2 separate regions of the Homo sapiens genome follow, and region 1 is linked to region 2. The links are chromatin loops, found by intact Hi-C in ENCODE. Cell type or tissue: CD4-positive, alpha-beta T cell. All regions are shown on one strand. Each heading gives the region's core, and the rest is flanking DNA. Links, peaks and the distances in the headings are about the cores only.

Region 1 (6,090 bases), core at 738-5,737, 580 kb after region 2:
AAAGTTCTTTCATTAGGTTTAACACAATGCAGGTCAATTCACAAGGATGGGCTTATATCCCATGCTGGGCCAGAAATGAATGGCACTGCTTTTCTAAAAATAATGTGTATTACATTAAGGTTCTTGGTTTTTTGTTTTGTTTTTTGAGTCAAGGTCTCTGTAGCCCATGCTGGAGTGCAGTGGCCTGATCTCAGCTCACTGAAGCTTCCAGCCTCCCAGGCTTAAGCAAATTCTCCCATCTCAGCCTCATGAGTAGCTGGGACTACAAGCACGTACCACAGCGCCAGGATAATTTTTTGTATTTTCAGCAGACATAGGTAAACAGTGTATTTTATTACCCAGACACACCAAAATATCTCATATTTTCATATAGTCAAGTTGTAAAGAAAAAAATGTAAATTTAAAATTAACAAGTCCAGTAAGACATTAACATTAAGCTCTGATAAACACTCCATTTTTAAAAAAAGTTTTACTTACTGCTCGCTGTACTTGCTCCTCCACTCTGTTTTTCAGAGTTCAGGTCCAGATTAGCAAGCTAGAAGAGATATCAATAGCTCACATGCTGATACACAAGAACAGATAACATCACAAAAGACAAATGAGACCTAGATTCCAATCTTATCCTGTACCACAAACTTAGCTGCCATGTCGGCCTGGTATTACCTGCCAAATTTTAAAGATGTCCAGGTCTACCAACCATGACAAATGCAAATGGCATCAGCTGAATACCAGCAGTTTCACAGTAATGAGTTCAAATTCATTAATTCAAAACAAATTTTCCTTAACAATTTTCCGAAGTGAAAACTTTCCTAACTAAAAAAATTTACCATCAATTTCTCAGTAACTTCAACATCCAATTTAGCTACAGTCATGATAGTGAAATGTTCCCAATGACAGTGGTTTTCTTGATATTCTAACCCTAAAAATAAATGGACATTAAAATCATTTGAAGATTCCTTAATTTATCTTTGCCCTGAAGACGGTACAACTATTTTTAATGCAGATAAATTCCTAAACATCAAAAGCTCAAAAAAAAAAAAAAACTTCACTATGTTTTGAGTACTACGCGGCTTTACACAGCTGTCACTTAATGTTCGATACTTTATGGAGATGGTAGCATTTATTTCTCCCATTCTAAACATCAAATTCGGAGGTCTTTGGTTGCGAAGTTAAAAAGCAACACATCTCGTATTTAATGTTTCTAAAATGACATATCCAATCTCAATTCATGCCTCCTTATACTGATGGATTTTAAAACTAGAAAAAAGGTTATTTCGCTTTAAGGGCTTTCAGCATAATACCTTACCTAGAACAACTCTGAAGCGGTGGCGGGGGTGGGGGAAAAAACCATGTACGTTAAAATAGATTTTTTTCAAAAAACACGTTAAGACCAATGCCAAGAGCACCTTGGTCACCTTTTTGCACAAACTTTCTATGCCGTAGAAAGCTTACATATATAAGTTCAAGATACTATCACATTACATGAATCATCAATTAAGATACTACTGTACTTAAAAATCTTGCCATCTGAATTTACTACTTAATTCTAGTGAACTAGACAGCACGGTTTATCAAGAGTTAAAGGGATGCCAATTACATAGAAAACATAAATGCGTATTGCCCAGGCTCTTAATTTTCTATTTCTGTGGTCTATTTAACACGTCAAGTCTCAGTAAACTGCAGGCGTTAATACGTCGTCAGTGGAAAAATAACCTTCAAAGGCAGACCATTAAATCCCTCAAACGACACCTAACAGCAAAATTTAAAATCATTTAGCATCACTAAGCTTTAATTACAACTAAGAAGTTCCGACGGTATTTTTTGGTTAAAAAAAAAATGTATGCTCTTTATTCATTCTCTCCCCTAGACTTGGGAGGCAGAAATGCAGGGATAAGCTTGCAAACGACTGGTGTGCCAAATGCAAAAGCGCGGTAGGTTCCTGACACAGAAAACGAGCCTGATCTAACACGTAGACCACCTATCTTCTGCCTCATCGCCCAAACTTCCAAAGGATCTGCCCTTAATGGAAACACAGTTAAACCTATATCAACAATCCTTCGGCGATAACAAGAAAGTAAACCACAAATAACCTGTCCCGCTAATCAACATTCGAGGTTAGTTTTCTACCGGACGACTTCTGCATGTATCGCCTAAAGTAAAGATACAATACCATATAAAAACCGCACAGCTCTCGGCTAGGCGGCTGTCCAGTGACTGAATTAACAAAGGGGTGTAGCGCAATGCTGGATCTCTAACCTTCCAGGTGTCTTTCCGCGGGCGTCCAATTTCCATTATTTCTACAGGGTCAAGAGAAGCACGCGGCAGCCATCCTTCCCTACCCTCCCCACCATCCCTTTCCGGTCCTTCTGCGTCACAAAACTTTCCATACCGGAAGCCCAGTTTCGGCACGCTCAGCACCCGGGCAACGGTTGCTCCGTGGCTACGGGACCCCACCAGAAACAAGATACAGGATACTTGTTACGTTGTGCTATATTATAGTCACTCGTCTTCAAGAATTCCACAGGCCTGGCCCCTCTGCTCAAGGAACACAGCGCTGCCAAGTCACACAATTGTATACACAAAGACTCTGGCCATTTGCCCGAGCAAAGACCATACTACTCTTTCTTCTCGCTACACAAACTGGGTGGCCTGAATACACTTTCTTCTTAACAATGACACTACTGCGAATACGTCAGGGGCGCCAGATAAGAGCCTCACCCTGGACATAAAAACGGTCCGCTTTTGCGAACCGCCTCCCTCCCCCGCCCCCTCACAAACGGGTTCGTGGTCGCACATGCGCGTCTCCACGGGACAAGCAAACACAAAAGCCGCCATTGCGTGAGGCCCAGTACTATACCAGAATACCAGCGTAACCACTACCATTAACGTTACTGCCATCGCACGATCCCTTCCGTACGTGGTCTTGTCATGGTCTCATGCAGTTTCTCTCCCCATTTCCCTAGAGTCCCAGTCACATAACACACGAACCCACCAGAAGTGAAACTGAAAAACCAATTAACAGTGCGCCACAAACCGTCAGGCCAAGTAAAGGGTCCCGTAGAAAGCCTCGGTAGGCTTACTTTGACTCACCTGCTGGTCCAGTTCAGGGTCATTTTTCACCACCACATGACTCATCCCTGAAGAGAAGCGAAAAATCGGGTAGTCCACTGTAGGTGTGAGACCGAATAGCGGAACTCTTACACTGGACCTACAGCTATTAAGCGCACTGGTTAGCCTACGCGGTAATATGGCCCCTCCCACAGCTATACGACAGCACGCACAACGTGCGTAATCGTTGGCTCCACCCCTCCACCACCACCACCCAATCCCTTTATCGCTACCGTTACTTCTCCCTAAATCGCGTTCGTTTAGTCATAAGATCGCGGGATTACGTAGTCCCAGCGCCTCTCAAAATTCGCGCGATGTTTGCTATCCCCGCCCTCTCCTAATGCCTTCGAATTCTAGGGATCTAGCAAGATATCTTTCGCCTTTTTCGCCTTGGGGAAATCTTAAACACAGTGACAATCTACCACTAACTCCCGCTCCCTCCTTACCCACCCTCAACTTCCCTTCTTCCTTAAGCACTCTCTCTTCCCTTTTACTTCTGAGAATAGGAAGTTTCGTAAAATTTTTCCGTTCCAACTAGCCGTCACCTACCTTTGACAAGCTTCAGCAAAGTTGGAACTAGTCAAAAAACTCTCTGAAGCCAAGATAGATAAGGGTTACGGGATCCCAGGTGTTAGGCGCAGTGACCATTTTACGTGAGCGATCCACGGTGGTTTGAATACAATCTTCAGGTTAGGGAGGTGAAAGAACAGGTCCGCAGAAGGTCCCTCTGCAGGATGGACCTGACTGCACCTGAGGAAAGCTGAGTGGATTCCGCAGCACGTGTGACCAGCCAGAGGCTCGACAGACTTGACAGGGTTAGGCTGCTGGGGTTCACCTAGGAACTCCAGACCCCTCTAGTTTTTCTACCGGTGTGCCTGCGCTTTATGAGCATACGGCTTTAGCATCACAGGATGAAGAAACAATGAAACAATTACATACTGAATGACGTTGATGATAACACACCTACCAGGGGACCTAGGCCTAGGCCCTTAACGCACCCTGGCATAGTGATGAAGAAACAATGAAACAATTACATACTGAATGACGTTGATGATAACACACCTACCAGGGGACCTAGGCCTAGGCCCTTAACGCACCCTGGCATAGTGATGAAGAAACAATGAAACAATTACATACTGAATGACGTTGATTATAACACACCTACAAGGGGACCTAGGCCTAGGCCCTTAACGCACCCTGGCATAGGTCCCTTGTTTTCACGAAACAATGAAACAATTATATACTGAATGACCCTGGTGATAACACACCTACCGGGGGACCTAGGCCCTTAACGCACACTGGCATAGGTCCCTTGTTTTTCTGGGCACCCTGCAACCTAGGTTAACCAGTGCTATACTACGTCCCCAAAGCCAGCCTAGCCATGGGATTGTGAAAGACTCTTTTGGTTGCCCAAAAGAATGAGGGTTGAGGGGGATCGGCCTACTGAAGGAACCACTACACCAAAGTTGTCCTACGTTCGTAACAACTTACAGGCGCTGCAGTGGGTGGGAAATAGTCTTTTGCCCTAGAAGGAGTTACTTTTTTTGGCCAAATTCTCAGTCCTCCCTCTAGTCCAGATTCAGCAGACAGGCAGGAAAAAAAAAAAAAAAAAAAAAAAAAGCTTAGTACTAGATTCCTGGCTTTAACTAATAGCCATATACGTGGTTTTACAAACACTTCTTCCCTCTGAACTCTCAGCGAAACCAGATTAAATATCCAGATTTTACACCGTCCTTCAAAGGGTTTCCTAGTGCTAAAATTCAAATACCTCCATTCTCAAAACATTATCACAAATATTTCTGCTTTTCCGAATTTAAAATTAAAACATTCAAAGTGATTGGAACATACACTTTCTATTCAGTGTTCCCAGAGTGAAGTTGGTTTACTGCTTTGGCAAGTTAAAGTTGTCAACTAGATTTCCTTTTTTATAACATATTTTGTGTCGACACCTTTACCATTCTCAAGTTAAATTCACACGTGATATAAAATAAATTTATTGGCCTTCTCCATTTTTGACCTTCCTTTCCTCTCTCTTTGCCTCCCAAAGAAATAAACTCAAATGATGCACAATGACACCCCTCTGGCCCCTAACAAACCTAATTATTATATAATTAAAAGAATATTTATAATAAAATATGTATTTTGGCATGTAAATGACCGCCACTGCTACACTGACAAATACACAAGTGGTTGCCTAATTTAGCTGCAAATACAAACAGAATGTATTCACAACTCACTGTATTATGAACAGGGTTGCAAACGGTAGTATTTCTAAAATGGTAAAAACAATATAAATTTATACAGTCGTTGCCTTCTCGGGGGGAAAAAAAACACTCCCTGTATGTTTAAAGTATTCAAAAATCCTTTTGGTTTGTTTGTTTGTTTGTTTTTGTTTTTGTGACAGGATCTCACTTCCTCATCCAGGCTGGAGTGCAGTGGTGGGATCTTGGCTCACTGCAGCATCCACCTCCCAGGTTCAGGTAATTCACCTTAGCCTCCCGGTAGCTGGGACCGCAGTTGCACACCACCCACCATGCCAGGCTAATTTTTTTTTTTTAACTGAGAAGGGGTTTTGTCATTTTGCCCAAGCTGGGCTCAAACTCCTGAGCTCAAGGGATCTGCCTGCTTTGGCCTCCCAAAGTGCTGGGATTGCAGACACAAGCCACTGCAACCAGCCTAAGAATACTTTTGAGTTTATGTTTAAAGCAATTTTGTAGGTTTAAATCCTAACCAAAGTATTTTCTACTGTGAATGTCCCTGAATTACAGGACATCTAACACCCTGAGCCCTGCCTGCTAAAATGTCAGCAGCCCATGCCAATCATTGTGATATTCAAAACTGCTAGCACAAGTTTACAAAATACGATCTTGAGAAACTAGGCTTGAAGACCTCAGGGTCTATTCCAGCTCATTTATGAGATTCGTATTATGGAGCACTGTTAAAGTACATTTTTGGCCTCACTTATTTCCTTTTTGTATAGAC
Region 2 (6,090 bases), core at 504-5,503:
GCCATGATTCTCAGCAAACTAACACAGGAATAGAAAACCAAACACCACATATTCTCACTCATAATTGGGAATTGAACAATGAGAACAGACGGACACAGGGAGGGGAACATCACACACTTGGGCCCTATCGGGGGTGGGGTTCAAGGGGAAGGAGAACATTAGAACAAATACCTAATGAATGAAGAGCTTAAAATCTAGATGACAGGTTGATTGGTGCAGGAAACTACCATGGCACATATATACCTGTGTAACAAACCTGCACGTTCTGCACATGTATCCCAGAACTTAAAGTATAATAAATAAATAAATTTAAAAAATAAGCTACATGCATTCACATATATCAGGTTAAATGGTTATATCCTCTAATTTTCCGATAATTAATGCTCATTTTTGTTACTTCTTCTTTTGCTATACCACCCTACCTTCCATGTGTTGTTATACTAAATTTTTTTTTAAAAATAATATAAAGTCATTAGTCTAGTCTCTTCAGGGAATAACCTAAATCTGAATGCTTTATACCCATTTCACATACATGTGACAAATTATACACTACAAAGGGTACAAATAATAAGCCTTTTATCAGTATACATATTTTTGTATCTTTTGTAGTTACATTTTATAAACCAGGTAAGATCCAAAAAGTTACATAGAATGTAAGGCCTTAATGTTATATACTGTCTGATTTATAATCTGCCAAATGTACATGAAGGTATGAGGATGGATGCAGCTTTGTATTTACATTCGATATATAATGTTGGGTTAGAGATTAGCTAATTTTTCCAAGGTACAGCCTGTACAGAGCCAGAATTCAAATTCATTCTTTACTGCAATTTCTGTCCCACCTCTATGTTGCTCTATCACTTTGTAATAATTACCTGCCTCAAGTGAGACAGGTAGGCCTTATTCCTGGAAAAGGCCATATTCTACATTATTTGAATGTCTGCTTGTGCAAATGTATGCATATTATCAAAAACCTCTTGGTGTGATGGCCACCACTATGACAATTAATATACTTACTAATATACTTATGACAATTAATATAACATTTTCAATAGTACAGCTACTGAAAATATTCTGTGGTGTAGCGATTCAACTGAAATGGAATGAGTAAAGAACATGATAGACTATAATCTATAAAATCAGAGTTAGTTGTTAGTTTCAAAATAACAATGAAAACACGTGTTACTGAGCAAAATCAGCTGGGATTTCCAAAACTCTCACTAGTGTTATAGTTTTTTGTCTGGAAGTTCTAAACTGTCCTCTCATTTAAACATCAAAGTTTAAATATATAATACCTATTTTTGGAGGAGGCAAATCTATTACTTAAAAAAAGATACCATTTCTTCACTTATAAAGGAACATTTCCCCTAATGCCATTAATAATTAACATTTTTGTAATATCTAATATCTGGAGGTATAACCAGTAAACTATTTGATACATGGAATATTATGCAATTTGTCTTTTGAAAACAGTAATCAACAGAGGCGTTTAATATATATGAGACTTTTTATAGATTCTTTACATAGAAAAATATACACAATTCCTCAACATACATATGCCATATAATATGAGAAAAAAAAATTAATCTTGGGATCCCAAAATCACTAAGTAACGGAAAAGTCAAGCTGGGAACTATGTCACTAAACTTGCCTCCCATTTTATTCCTAAATAAGATACGTACAAAGATAAGAAGCTACATACGTTCCTCACAACGTGCCCACAAGGAAATTCCTTGTGGACAAAGGACAGACCCAACTCAAAGTTATCCCTGTGAGGCGCACAAGAGACAACTGCATATCTGATTGCTTCCTCTGCCTTATTATTTATTTATGTAAAAATACAGAGTTACTAGCCGGACTAAATTCTGTATTCAGTAGGAGGCTGATCAAGGACTCAAAAGCATGCAAACTCTTGTCTCTTATCTACATTTTTTTTTTTTTTTTTTTTTTTGAGACGGAGTTTTGCTCTTGTTGCCCAGGCTGGAATGCAATGGTGCCATCTCGGCTCACCGCAACCTCCGCCTCTTGGGTTCAAGCGATTCGCCTGCCTCAGTCTTCAGAGTAGCTGAGATTACAGGCATGCGCCACCATGCTCTGTTAATTTTGTATTTTTAGTAGAGACGGGGTTTTTCCATGTTGGTGACGCTGGTCTGAAACTCCCAACGTTAGGTCATCTGCCCGCCTCGGCCTCCCAAAGTGCTGGGATTACTGGCGTAAACCACAGCGCCCGACCTGTCTCTTATCTATTTCTAACATGGAAGCCCCCGCTTCGAGCTGTCCCTCTTACCTGACCGAACCAATCATGTTTCCCTAAAACGTACAAAAGCAAGCTGTGCCCTGACCACCTTGGGCAAATGTATCATGGGTAAGTCTTGCAAAATAAACTTTTTAAATTGACTAAGACCTCTCTCAGATATTTGGGGTTCAGAAATAAATTCTTTTACCTATTATTTATAATTTTGGTTACAATTGAGAAAGTAAGAAAAAAGTGGTGTTTTTTTCTTTTCTAAGGGTTACTGCATCTTGAAAGTGTGATGAAGGTCTTAATTATTGTTCTTATAATTCCTGTCCACAGAAGCTCCTACTCTTACTGAGACCTCACGGAATTATCATTATCACAATAGAAATAAACATTTTGGGTTTGTGGAGTAACTTTTTTTTTTTTTTTTTTTTTTGCTCATCGTTTGTTGTTTAGATAATATCATGAACTGATAAATGCAGTTGCCACGTTGATTCCCTAGGGCCTGGCTTACCGACTGAGGTCATAAGATATTATGCCTTCTCTTTAGACTTGGTCAGTGGAGAGGAAATGGGCAAAGAACCAGCCTATGGAGGTGACAAGGCCTTAGGGCCAAAAGTCTTGAGGGTGAAGGTTTAGGGCCTGCGCAGCTTCCCTGCCATGCCCCGCAAGGTCTCGCATTCGCAAGGCTTGTGACAGTGGGAGCCTCATTACGGACTCTCCTAAAGTCCATGGTGTCCTCTTTTCGCATTTGCGCCCCGTGGGTGATGCCCGATGCCGCCCTTCCCATCGCTCTCTTCCCCTTCAAGCGTATCGCAACTGCAAAAACACCCAGCACAGACACTCCATTTTCTATCTTAATGCATTTAACTAGCACAACCTACAGGTTGTTCCATCCCAGAGACTACCCTTTTCTCCATAGACGTGACCATCAACCAACCAGCGGTCAGAATCAGTCAGCCTCTGTCATGTTCCTAGGTCCTTGGCGAACTGGCTGGGCGGGGTCCCAGCAGCCTAGGAGTACAGTGGAGCAATGCCTGACGTAAGTCAACAAAGATCACGTGAGACGAATCAGTCGCCTAGATTGGCTACAACTAAGTGGTTGGGAGCGGGGAGGTCGCGGCGGCTGCGTGGGGTTCGCCCGTGACACAATTACAACTTTGTGCTGGTGCTGGCAAAGTTTGTGATTTTAAGAAATTCTGCTGTGCTCTCCAGCACTGCGAGCTTCTGCCTTCCCTGTAGTTTCCCAGATGTGATCCAGGTAGCCGAGTTCCGCTGCCCGTGCTTCGGTAGCTTAAGTCTTTGCCTCAGCTTTTTTCCTTGCAGCCGCTGAGGAGGCGATAAAATTGGCGTCACAGTCTCAAGCAGCGATTGAAGGCGTCTTTTCAACTACTCGATTAAGGTTGGGTATCGTCGTGGGACTTGGAAATTTGTTGTTTCCATGAAATCCTGCGCAGTGTCGCTCACTACCGCCGCTGTTGCCTTCGGTGATGAGGCAAAGAAAATGGCGGAAGGAAAAGCGAGCCGCGAGAGTGAAGAGGAGTCTGTTAGCCTGACAGTCGAGGAAAGGGAGGCGCTTGGTGGCATGGACAGGTACGCACCTCCATCACCCGCCTGGTTGGCTGGCGATACTCTCCGGGAAGGCCTGGACGCAGCTTGCCCACGTTGATGACGGGGTCATCCTCAGCTTGGCACTCACCAATCTGTCGCTGTCGCTCTTGGACTCGGGAAGGAGCAAGTCACTGGCTTTCTCAGACCATTAACAAGCTCTGTGTCTCTCTCTCTACAGCCGTCTCTTCGGGTTCGTGAGGCTTCATGAAGATGGCGCCAGAACGAAGACCCTACTAGGCAAGGTAAAAGCAACCAGACGCAAAGTCTTTGGTCCGCACTTTGCTCTACCAAGGCCCCGCGTTCCTTACCGCCCAGCCAGTATTTATTTTGGCTCTGCTCCATGGCCAAGGGGTCGGAAAAGTGTTTCTTGCCTTTGCTGTCCCCGTACTCTGGAATACTTCGCCCCTTGCTCCAGACTCCCTTCTACTCTGAGGAAAAAAAAAATCGGACGCTTTGGGACCGGGCTAAACCGGGTCTACACCACATGCCTGTTACTTTAGGGCCTTTTGTTCCTGAATTTTAGCGTCACAAATAGTGAATGTGTACAGTTTTCAAAATTCATAACTTCCTGCTTCTTCCCCTCGCCTTTTGGTATTTGGCTCTTGGTGTCTAATTTTAAACATTTTTTTGCCTTTTTAAAAAAAATATCCCTGGTGTCCTAAGTGTAAGTAGCAAGTAAGTTACAGCGGTGAAGAGTTTGCAGTAGATATTTGACCTATAAACTGATGCGTGTATGTTTAGCCTGAAGTTTAGTGATTTGTTGACTTTTTTAGGATGCACAGTGCTGCAAATGTGATTTCATGAATGTGTGTGCTTTTTCCATTCAGGAACCTTGTTTCTTAGGTGTCATGCTCACAGTGGGAAGAATTTGTTGTTTGTGTGAAAAGTTGGCACTGTCGTTTAGTTAATGGCTGCTCCTATCAGCCAAGATGGCGGGTAAAAAGGGGGAGGAGCAATAAAGGGGGAAGCTTGGGAAGAGGGTGGAGGTATTAACCCGGAAACCTTAGCAAGGAATAGACCGTAAAGAGCGCTGACGTAGCTTCATGTTGCTTATTAAAAATTATTATTATTTAAAAGTAGAATTCTTGCGTTATCTCCAACATTGACAGCAGCATTTTTAAACCTATATGTGCTTATTAATTGCAGCATGTTTAGTTACTCCCACGTGAATTGTTGCGTAACTTGGCCCTGGAATATTCCTGTGTGTATCGTTTTTTACCCTCTCACCAAAATCTTGTTAAAGTATTTGTATGTTGTCAATTGGTCCCGTGAAATAAGAACGGTACAACAATCGCGCCATCTTTTAGATGCTGAAGCCAGTAGTTAAGAATTTCAGTTTATTATTGTATTTGACAAGGAAATACTAATTATTTTCTCAGGATGAACATTTTACTTACCAAGACGTTTTACTTTGTAGTTTAATTCAGTACAGACGCTGAGTTCTTTTACCTATAATCTCCTTTGTATGTTTGTTTTGGGGGCAAATACTGATCAGAAAACTAAAATGTAATATATATATGTATGTATAATGTGTATATATATAGTTAGTAAATCCACTTTATTTGACTGATAAATGAAACATGAGTTAAACTTTGATTATGCAAGTGAAAATAGCTTTATGAAAAACATGTTATAGTATCAATGATACGATTTAAGCAACAGTGACTCGATCTGCCTTAATGTTTAAAATAGTTATGATAATGAAATAAAAGTAATTTGATGTTTTCTGGGATAATGTGGGAAAATACTGGTTGAGAACTTTAAATCTTCATATGCTGGAGTTAGGATAAATTCTCAGTGGGTTGTGGTTAACATTTTAGTTTGGAATGAACTTTTCAGATAGACAATATGGGGTTTAAATTTTAAGGAATTTTTTTTTCACATATTGATCCTTTCCAATTTTGATTACAGTAACATTTTAAATATGAGAAAGTGGTTTCATTATGTTTGGGGAGAACTGTAGCTTCATAAAACACTGAGTAATGCCGTATATTAAACTGCAGTGACTTTTTTGAAATGAAAAAAATATTAACTCAATTTCACTTCATTTGGCTCAGGATTCTGAAGGCTGGGAAGTCCAGGATCAAGGGGCTGCGTTTCATGAGGGCTTTAGTGCTGCATCATTCTTTGGAGAAGGTGGAAGGGCAAGAAAGTATATCACAGTGCAAGAGATGGGGGATGCCTAACTCTCTGTAATGAACCTATCCTCACTATGACATTAACCCATCCATGAGAGCAGC

Evidence for each region. Peaks named below come from ENCODE experiments on the same cell type or tissue, not always from the same donor. Only the 100,000 strongest peaks of a DNase experiment are listed, where the experiment ranks them.
Region 1: a loop joins it to region 2, with 4 times the contacts of the local background. A loop is called at or near these places in 10 of 110 quality-filtered maps.

The regions. Positions count from the first base shown.
Region 1 is chrY:12,901,982-12,908,071 of GRCh38, reverse strand. DDX3Y (DEAD-box helicase 3 Y-linked) reads right to left here and starts at 3,204. Exons shown (of 17, transcript NM_004660.5): 1 at 3,091-3,204; 2 at 478-535. The coding sequence starts at 3,135. In CD4-positive, alpha-beta T cell, for the core only: no CTCF peak of the experiment used is centred there; DNase peaks (open chromatin) are centred at 2,401, 2,801 and 3,301; H3K4me3 peaks cover 3,204 bases; H3K27ac peaks cover 2,272 bases.
Region 2 is chrY:13,477,256-13,483,345 of GRCh38, reverse strand. It overlaps UTY (ubiquitously transcribed tetratricopeptide repeat containing, Y-linked), which reads left to right and starts at 3,313. Exons shown (of 30, transcript NM_001258249.2): 1 at 3,313-3,832; 2 at 4,029-4,092. The coding sequence starts at 3,681. It overlaps MIR12120 (microRNA 12120), which reads right to left and starts at 4,169; the gene lies at 4,080-4,169. In CD4-positive, alpha-beta T cell, for the core only: no CTCF peak of the experiment used is centred there; DNase peaks (open chromatin) are centred at 3,285, 3,785 and 4,795; H3K4me3 peaks cover 2,854 bases; H3K27ac peaks cover 2,783 bases.